2 separate regions of the Homo sapiens genome follow, and region 2 is linked to region 1. A link is an interaction called in ENCODE POLR2A ChIA-PET data of the cell type or tissue named here. Cell type or tissue: Caco-2. All regions are shown on one strand. Each heading gives the region's core, and the rest is flanking DNA. Links, peaks and the distances in the headings are about the cores only.

Region 1 (5,056 bases), core at 1,683-4,182:
ATTCTCTCTCATTCACTGCACTCTATTCTTACTTATCTTTTCACTTTTTAAATTTCAAATACCCAATGCAGAATTAATACTTGTTGGCTTATATTGAATTGCAGATTTTTCTCTTATTATTATTAATGGTTGTCTCTGACTGTACATAAGCAAAGCAAGGCCATAAACTGAATGGCTTGTCTTTAACCTTACCTCTATGAAGCCTTCTAGGGGAGAGCAGTCATTCCAACCACCATTCCTGGTGTTTTCTAAAATTGTGCAGGAGAAGGTTCCTGCTTTTGTGTTTCTGCGGAGATTATTATTTCTCCTTACAAGGACTTGCTATAAAAAGAGTAAAGACTCCATTTTGAAAGATCTTTAAGAATAAATGAGAGAGAAAATGTAAATAATCTTCAATGAAGGTAAGAGTTACGGAGGAGAGAGGAGACTATGTCTCTTGCCAGAATTTCCCTTAGGGCAGAACTTGTGTTCACCATTGGCTTTGTATTATTTGTTCATTCATCCATTTACTGAATATATATTTAGGGAGTGCCTATGGTGTGCCAGACATTGCTTCAGTCCTAAGGAAAATGCTAAATATGGTAGAAGAGGTCTCTGTCTTTATGTAGTTTACAATCCCCTGGGCATTTCACCAGGTTGCCAAGTGACTCATGTGGAAGTCAACCCAGTGGCATGTCAATAGATAATTAGTCAATGGTGTTTGTCAGGTATTTCTTATGTGTTCATATCAGTGCTAAGCTTTGTAGGTAGATCCTTTCTGTAAAGAATTTAGAATGTAAAAATTAGTAGAGTCCTGTACAAAATGGCATAAAGAGTCATCAAATCAGATGGTTCATAATACAAGGACATTAGCAGTTCAGAGAGTCTTAGGATCAGTTTGTCTGGAAGTACGATAGATGGGCATACCAGAGGCCTTTGGATGATCCCCTGAAGCCCTTTTCCCCTGCTCCCTCTACCTCCAGTGCCTAGCATGCATACTTGCCTAATGAAAGAGTTTTAAAATGTTTGCTGTGGTTGAAAGCCTATGCAACTGTATGTGGATCCAGGTCCACAGCCAAGTTTCACAGGAAGCGTTAATGAACTTGAGGCCTAAAGAATAAGGAGTAAATAGATTGTGATGGGGCACAAGAGGATTCCAGATAGACCAAGAACATGTGTGGAGGCCTAGAGGAGGCAGAGAGCAGGGATTTCAAGGGCTCTATTCTGTCAGTATGGCAGGAGCATAGAGAAGACAGTATGGGAGTGTCAGGAGATGAAGCTGGAAACACGGAAGTGAAATCATGTAGGATTTTGTTACCCTGCTGATGTTATATAATAGAGGTCCTCTGCCTGCATAATGCCCAATCATGGTGTGACACTCTCTATGACTTTGACGTGTTGTTATAAATTCATTTTTGATTTTAGGTTTTGCTAACATACACATTTACAGACATCCACGCAAATACACATGCAAAGTTTTATGAAAGAGCGCTTGACATGATCCCTTTTGTGCAGACTATGAAGTCCTCCAATGACAAAAATTGACAATTCAGGGGTGAATGATTACTTTGTAATGTCGACAAAAGAGTAAAGCCACAAGGTCTTAAGACAAAATGAATCTGTTGAAGGAGAGGGAAAATGGTTAAGTATGAAGACAAAGCTCAAGAAAAGATTATTATGGAAGATAAGAAATAGTACTCAGTATAAAAATTACCCTTGATGTGTGACTCAGCTCCAGCATATAGTGAGTTCTATTCTTGTGTCTGTCACAGGAGGAATCTAGATAGGACCTCATCCTCGTCTTCTACTAAGATTGCAAAAAGGAGATGAGCTATCCTATTTCTTCTTGCAAAATAACAGAGCTTGCCTGGGAAGAGTATATTAATGGGCCAATTACAGCTCCATACTTAAATATGCAGACAGCTTTCAATTACTGGAATGGAGAGAGATGAGAATGTAAAAAAAAAAAAAAAAAAAAGGAAAGAAAGCCTAACGACAGACAATCCAAAAGTCACTGAATCTTGGCTTTTGAATGAATTGCATTGTTTTCTTGCAGCAGCAGATTTGTGTTCCTAATTATGCCTTGCTTAAGCTAATATTAAAATGAGTTTGCATTCCCAGAGAAAGCACACACCAGCTGGGGAAAGAAAAGAGAGGGTCCAAAAACTTGGTGAGTGATGGGATAGGGGTAGTCATAAAGGAAGGGGTCTAGGGCTAAATATTTGCTATAATAATAAAATATAGCCCTCCTAGCTCTTCCCAAATCACATCAATATGTTGTAGCACACAAATACACACACACACACATGAAAATTTATTATTGCTAAATCAAGAAACCGAATAAAAGCAAGCACAACTTTACATATAATGTAGAAAATAATTTCTTGTTTAAGATTATCTTGCATTTCAAAAACCAAATTGTCTTTGTTATAATATAGTGGTGGGGGGAATCACACTTAAAAGCTGTGTGACCTCTGTGAAATTTAAACTTTAATTATCACTTAACCTATGAAAACTCTGCCAATATTATAACAGTAAGTCCCTTCAGAACCATAATTCAATTTCTGCCCGTGGGTTATATGGATAAATACTGTAAGAGGGGAAAATCAATTATGTGAACATTTAAGTGAGCCATAAAATCCAGGATTCCTTCTGGAGATGAGAGTTCCTAAATGTTATTTGAGAATTCCAGGATTATGTCAAAAGAATAATTATACCACCTTACTCTAGAGATAACTAAGGTTGATGACCATGCCTGGTAAGTGAGAATCTGAAAAAGTACAATCATAGTCACGGAATTTATACTGACAGAGAATATTAGAGAGCAAAGAGGCTGATAGAAGTAGCCGCTAAGATTTACTGAGTATTTACTATGGGGTATGCATGGCTTTAGTCCAACCCTTTCTGTTAGAAGTAAGGAAATTGAGGTCTGTGGAGGTAAAAAGACGTAGCCAAGCTGCCCAATTAGGAATGGCCAGAGGCAGAACTAGAACTCAAGATTTCTGACTCTTACTCCAGGGCTTTCCTTCTACTCCAGACTCTTTCTGTGAGCTAGAAGATCCTATCAATCAATCACACCTGCAGACTTTTTTTTTTTTTTTTCCATCACATAAATGTGCTGGGTACAGTGGAAAAAGCATGGACTTTAGACTCCAACCTCGATTTGATCACTTGCTTCTTACTAGAAAGTCTGACCTCCTGAAGGACTGCTGTGTTTCTCCGCCACTTCCTGGAATAAAGTCCAACATCCTTGCTTGGTCTGCAAGGCTGGCGCTGGTGGCTGAGGCTGTACTAATCTCACCAGCTTCACCTTATGATAGTTCCACCTCTGGCCTCTGCTCTACCTGTCCTGGCATGTTTTCCCTTCTTTGAAAGGCCATGCTTCCTTCTGCTGTTGGGGCTCCGTGGTGCTGGTGTGGGGAGTGCTCATTTGCCCCCCTCCTGAGTAATTCCTCGGGTCTCAACTTCAATCTCGCTTCCTCCGGGAGGTCTTCTTGGATCTCCAGATTGGGTTGGCTCCCTCTGCTACTTGTTCTCACAGCATTTTCACTTTCCCTACCATAATTAATTAATTACTTGTGTGGTTGTTGAATTGACACTCCCCTACAAGGATGCAAGCTTTGTGAGGCAGGGACAGGGTCTTTATTGTACATTTTAGTGTCCCCAGTACTGAGGTCCCTAGGAGGCACTTAAATATATGAATGAAGGAACCCACCTCGAACCTCAGTTTTTTTCTTCTATAAAGTAGATATAACAAGCACTGGGGATTGTCAGTGTTAAAAGGCATATTTATTTAAGGTATCCTGTTCAGCACTAGCAGCAGCATAGAACTTGATAAATGTGATTTCCATTTTATGCACCTTCTTCCTTCCAAGACAGTGCTCTGAGGCACCATGACTGCTGAAACATCTTAAAAAAAAAAAGAAAAGGAATTACCTTCTGCATAGTTTAGGTACAAAGTGTATTTTATGAATTCTGTGTCCTTGCATCCTGGTTGCCCACTGATGGTATATGTGGCAGCTTCCCATGAAACAGTGTATTTGATAAAACAGGGCACCTCACTTCCCAGCTGGACAGGATAGCACAGCGCTTACTGTAGGCATCATTCTATCATTCTTTTGGGGTCAGAACATGAAGCTAATCACCCTGCTGAATATGGAACAGATGAAAGGGGCGCAGCTGCTTTTCTCAGCTGGTGAGCTGCTGGAGCTTGAACCAGTGTGGTTTTCAGGTGTCTTTTTCCCCCAAAACCCAGACAGAGTGACAAGGAGGTGGCTCGGATTTGTGCTTACTGAAAGACCCTGGCCATGCTTTCCTTTGGAAGGAAACCCTTAGTTCTCTTCCTTCCCCCACAGCTAGAATCCAGACTGCCTGAAGACAATGAACTTTGTTTCCTTCTCAGCAGGCTCTCCTGTGGATTGTAACTCTCCTGGAAGCCCTTGACCCTCTGCCGCTTTGGAAACTCTGTGAGGAGTATGGGAGAGGAAACTGATAGACAGTTGGGGCCAGTTTTTTGGTTTTTTTTTTTTTTTTTGAGAGAGAGTTTTGCTCTTGTTGCCTAGGCTGGAGTGCAATGGTGCCATCTCAACTCACGGCAACCTCCGCCTCCCGGGTTCAAGCAATTCTCTCGCCTCAGCCTCCCTGGTACCTTGGATTACAGGTATGCGCCACCACGCCTGGCTAATTTTGTAATTTTAGTAGTGATGGGGTTCTCCATGTTGGTCAGGTTGGTCTCGAACTCCCGACCTCAGGTGATCTGCCCGCCTTGACCTCTTAAAGTGCTGGGATTACAGGCGTGAGCCACCATGCCTGGCCTGTTCTTTGTTTTTAACATAAGGAGAGGTGAGATGCAGCATGTTCAGGGATGTTGGCAACAGAGAAGTCATGTCACAAACTCTTTAGGATCAAGCTATGGATGGGTCAAGTTTGGGCTTACATTAAAGGGAAAGGAAACATTTTACTGTAATTTAAGGCAATAAAGCTAGTGTTTAAGGCCATGGGTATGAGATTAGATTTAGAACCAAGACTTGCCATTTATCTGTCTGGCCTTGGGTAATTACTTTACCTTTCGAAAACT
Region 2 (5,056 bases), core at 1,277-3,776, 280 kb after region 1:
GGCTTCTCATAAAACTTCACAAACCACAGGCACTAGGATTATTAATTTTTAAAAGAGTAACAGAAGGAAATGTTCAACCTTTTGCAATCTAAGTTGCTCCAGGAATTAAAATGTCTTTATATAGATGCCTCATAACAAAAATCTGTACTCCATGGCAGTAATCTCCACTAAAACCAGGTAAACTCAAACTGTATCAATTTATATAAAGCTTGAGAATTCCCAGTACCCACTTACTATTTATGAAATGAAGATAGATTAATGCCCGGTGGAAAAAGGGGTTAGAGCAACTACGTACTAACTCTAGGATGGAATAGGCAAGAAGATATCATTTAAACAAAATAGACTAGGAAAAAGAACTTTTAAGTTGATTTTGTTTAATTTTCATTTTGATTTTATTTTACTTTATTTAATTTTTGAGACTGGGTCTCGCTCTGTCATCTAGGCTGGGATGCAGAGGCACAATCATAGCTCACTACAGCCTTGACTTCCTGGGCTCAAGCAATCTGCTCACCTCAGCCTCCTGAGCAACTGGGACTACAGGCACGCATCACCATGCCTGGATTTTTTATTTTATTTTGTGTGTGTATGTGTGTAAACAGATTCTCACTATTTGCACAGGCTGGTCTCAAACTCCTGGACTCAAGCAATCCTCCTGCCTTGGCCTCCTAAAGTGCCGAGATTACAGGTGTGAGACACTGCACCTGGCTGATTTTGTTTAATTTTTATTTTATAGAATGAGAACATATAAGGTCTGAATGGAACCTTAAAGAATGAATCAAATACTCTCTATGAAATTCTCCGGGGTGGGGGGAGAGCATTAGGAAAAATAGCTAATGCATGTCACCTTAATACCTAGGTGATGGGTTGATAGGTGCAGCAAATCACCATGGCACATGTTTACCTGTGTAACAAACCTACACAACCTGCACATGTACCCTGGATCTTAAAATTAAAAAAGAAAGAAAAAAATCTCTGCTTAGTGGTATGGCACGTATTATTGATGGTTTACTTAAAACCACCTCCATCCATTCTTTCTCATTCAGGAACCCGTGGGAATATATCCCTCGGCACCATGTAGAGTCATGTCAGACTTGACGGAAAGAATTACTCTTTCCTAGGGCAATACACCTAGAGCAATGGACCTAGAGCTGGGTATAGTACTGGATGAAATTTAGAGATGTCTCCCTTTAAGTAGCAAACAAACGCATTTCATATAGAGATACAGCCATCCAGTTACTGGATCACCTCCAGGGAAAGGGAACTCAAAATAGACCACTTCATTCCTGGTAAGCTCTGAATGTTAGGAAATAGTTTCATTATAAGAAGCTGAGTATTAGTCATGAAACTTTCAGTAACAAGTCACAGCTCTTAGACTCAAATTCTCTTGATTTTTAAGAATGGAGTAATTGAGAAGTCCACCAGAGATGTTTATGCACAGCTGAATCCAGCAGTTTCAATGACCCTGGGAAGACTACCTGACCTGATGTGTGTCACACATACATCTGTCAACCAATCACTGTAGCTATGAGCATGGGGGATTCTGACCCACCAGTTCTTGGTCGAACACTCATTCCTAGGGACTGAGTAGGTAGGGAGAAAGGAATCAGCTCCCCTTGAACTATAGGACCGAACAGAATTACTATGAAATAAGACTATTTACTCAAAAAAAGGGACCCTGGATAGTAAAAAATGTTTCAATTGCCCCATATATGCACTCCCCTCACATGATGCCAATTCCTCCCATCTATGACAGGAAAGAAAGGACATGCCTCTTCTACCAAAGGAGATACTTAGCTGCCCATGTTTCCTGCATCTAGCTGTAAATTGAGGATCTCCAAATGACAAGCATTCTTTTAGTGCAGAACCAGATGTGACTCCTATGGACTTTAACCCATTACTAAGTGATGATTTATTAAAGCATTCCTCCACAGGAAAAGTGTGTTCAATATAAAGGGGAAATACAATATGACTAATTCAAACTCCCAGTTGGAAAAAGAGAGAAGTTAAGGCAACATGCAGAGATCTACATCATATCTCACATGCATGGACAGAATTAGTGAGGAATCCCCACCTGCAGTGGACTGAGACGGCCAACCCAGCATTCCCAGTTCTGCTTCTTCCTTGTCATCTGTGGCCATGTCCAAGAAGAGTGTTGTATGATTTCTCTGTGTGGAACCACCCACCTTTAGCAAATCTAACAGTTCACTTGCTAAGGGTGCAGACTTGGAGCATTATGGGCTCTTTGGATTGAGAAGTTACAGGCTTGGGGTTTTTCTGGTAGTACAACTTCCTTAAAAATTCAATCAATAAGTGGCCAATTTGCTAATAAACAGTGCCAAAGATCTTATTGATTGAGCCATGGTCTTTAAAGATTGTGAGAAATGGGAAAGTTCTTCAAAGATTATAAAAAGTTATAATTTCCTACTATAAGATTGCTATCCACTATTAGTATATATATATATATATATTCCAAATCAGCTGTCCTAGCTTGCTCTGGCATGCCTGGACAGAACTAGACAAGCCCCAGCCCATAGCGCATGCCATTCCTTATTTGGAGATGCTTCTTTAACTATCCCTGGGCAACTTCCTTTTCTTTCTTTGTTCTGTTCCCCTTACCCAGTTAAAAAAAGTTTTAAACTAATAGCCAACCAGATAAAGTGTAAAATGTGAGGTCCTATTCCAGCCAATGGAAACTGGACACAGAATAGGGTAGACTCATCAGGTTATAAATAACTTTGTCTCCTTTGTTTGGTGTGCTCTCGTGACTGGAGAGCTGTTGAGTAGCACCCTTTCTGCAGAAAGTAAAGCTTGCCTTGCTGAGAGATCATTTGTTCCCATTTTAATTCTTCTTTTTTTTTTTTTTTTGCAACATCAAAAACTTTATTCCCAACAATAATTACCCTGTTCTTAGGGTTTCTGTGTCTTAGAAATAGACCTTGCTCTTTATCATCCTTCTAGCTCTCAAAGAACCGCTTCCATTTTGTCCCTGCCTCAGAGGGACTCAAAACAATATACCAGACAAGATAAGGCACAAGTAATTTGAGTAAAATACACATCAGGTGGTCTTTGTGTATTTCTCTGGATCTTCCTGGGTCCCAATCTTATCTTCTGCTATTTTTCCCACCTCTTTGCCTGGTTCCTACTAACATTTATTTGAGGTAGAGAATTCAGATTTTCAGTCCTGTTAATAGCATGATTATATGACCCTCAGATACCTTGGATTTCTCGGCATGGACAGAAAGGTCCTCTTTTAGCAACATAATATCACAGGGAGAACTTTGCTGGGCTCAGAGTTACATGTCCATCACCGAACCTCTCCCTGTATCAGGTGGAGTATGCTGGTTAGACTGGGTCATGTGTCTGGTCCTGGGGTGCAGGAAAGAGAAAGCAAAAATCATTTTCACTGCTAGCACAGGGACATTGCCTCTTGTACCCAGCACCCCACATCCTAACTGTTTAGCCATCTACAGCACCCACGTGTAAAATGACCACACTTACCCTCAGTTACATTATACATCTGTGGCTTTCCTTCCTAAAACCTTTTTCCCCCACCTGGGGGGATGCCTGTAAAACCTGCTCGATTGGCCATCGAGCAATGTTTTTTATTTCTTTTCATAATTTTTTCATTTGTTTTTTTGCTTAAATCTAGGAGTATATTATATAATATACTCTATAAATATATAATTTATACATTTAATATATATTTAGAAGATATACTTTTTAAAACGTATAAAATTTCATGTAATTGAGTTCACTGTTTTAACTTGTCAAGATCATTTCGATCTGGATGATGTTCCTATACATTTTAGCTTTTCCTTCAATTTTGTTCCATTGATACAAGCTATAGTTTTAATAATTATGAGAATAGGAAAGATTTCAAAAATTTACAGGCATATGCTATCTTAACTTTAAAAAGTAATAGAAGGATCTCAGGAGAGGTAGGCCAATGAGATTGCTATTAATTTCTGGCAAAATTCTAAAATGAATTATTAAATAGATGTGTTGATAGCCTAAGCAAAGAAAGTGCTGATTGCTTGAAAACAGCATAAACCCCCTAAGAAAAAATATGCCAAACTAACCTAATTTTTTTCCTTCCTGGTGCTGCTAGAGACTAAGAGAGGAGAGGACTGCTGTAGACATATGCTATGCGAATTTCAGCAGGGAATTTAACAGATTCATTTCTTGCAGATGAGATAGAGAAAATGGACAAAATTATACCAGAGAAAGGCATCTCAACTAAGGGTATATTATTTAGTTGAAAGAGTATGAACCAGGGCTTCTTGTCAAAATGGTGTTGTGAGTTCCCTTCCCTGTTCAAACACAGCAAAGAAAAACAAAATATGGCATGAAAGTTAAAAAGACACAGCCTTGCTCAAAAACAAAGTAACTTCTCTGTCAACCAAAGAAAGAATAGAAGCATACAATGCCAAATGGAATACAAAGCCCATAGTTCCAAACAGAGGCAGAGACAACTGGACATTTGAGTCCTACAGGGAAAAGGAACCCCAAACCATCCGTGCATGCATATGTGGGGTGGGGGTGATGGGTGGAATATTTAATCAGTGTTTGTAAAAGTTGAATTTATAGGTTCTTTTACAAGAAAGAATAGAGCTGCTTGGAGCTAAATACCCCGAAGCAAATAACCTACTGGAGATGAGTAGAAGCTCTCTGCTGTAGATGGGGTTTTCCTTCATCCTGTCTACATCAGATTTTTGTCATTTGCCTCACATCTATAGCCTTTGGACTTCTCATCTCTGCCAAAGGTAATAGTAAAAACAAATGAATACCATTAGTTTAGAATTCCAAGCAGAAGTCAGCTGCTCAGGGCTCTGCACTTAGGTCACACCTGTTCTCCATGGCAGAAACGTGGGCCAGATGCTCCTTGAAGAAAGACTGCGACTGTGCATGTCAACCACTACTTCTCATACTGAAGCCTAGGAAGAAATGGTGAGATTTGTCTCCTGCTTGCCTGTTTCAATGCCTATTGCCTTTTACATTGCAGCTTTTCTGGGGAACTCCTATCAGTGCATGCAATATTTTCCAAGGTGATTTCTAT

The links. Peaks named below come from ENCODE experiments on the same cell type or tissue, not always from the same donor. Only the 100,000 strongest peaks of a DNase experiment are listed, where the experiment ranks them.
Region 2: POLR2A ChIA-PET joins it to region 1 with 12 read pairs; 3 of 35 experiments call an interaction of 5 or more read pairs at or near these places.

Annotation. Positions count from the first base shown.
Region 1 is chr11:95,288,941-95,293,996 of GRCh38, forward strand. No RefSeq gene overlaps it. Among named protein-coding and RNA genes, the nearest start is that of SESN3, 60 kb to the left of the region's middle. In Caco-2, for the core only: no CTCF peak of the experiment used is centred there; a DNase peak (open chromatin) is centred at 3,240.
Region 2 is chr11:95,566,576-95,571,631 of GRCh38, forward strand. No RefSeq gene overlaps it. Among named protein-coding and RNA genes, the nearest start is that of FAM76B, 220 kb to the right of the region's middle. In Caco-2, for the core only: no CTCF peak of the experiment used is centred there; no DNase peak of the experiment used is centred there.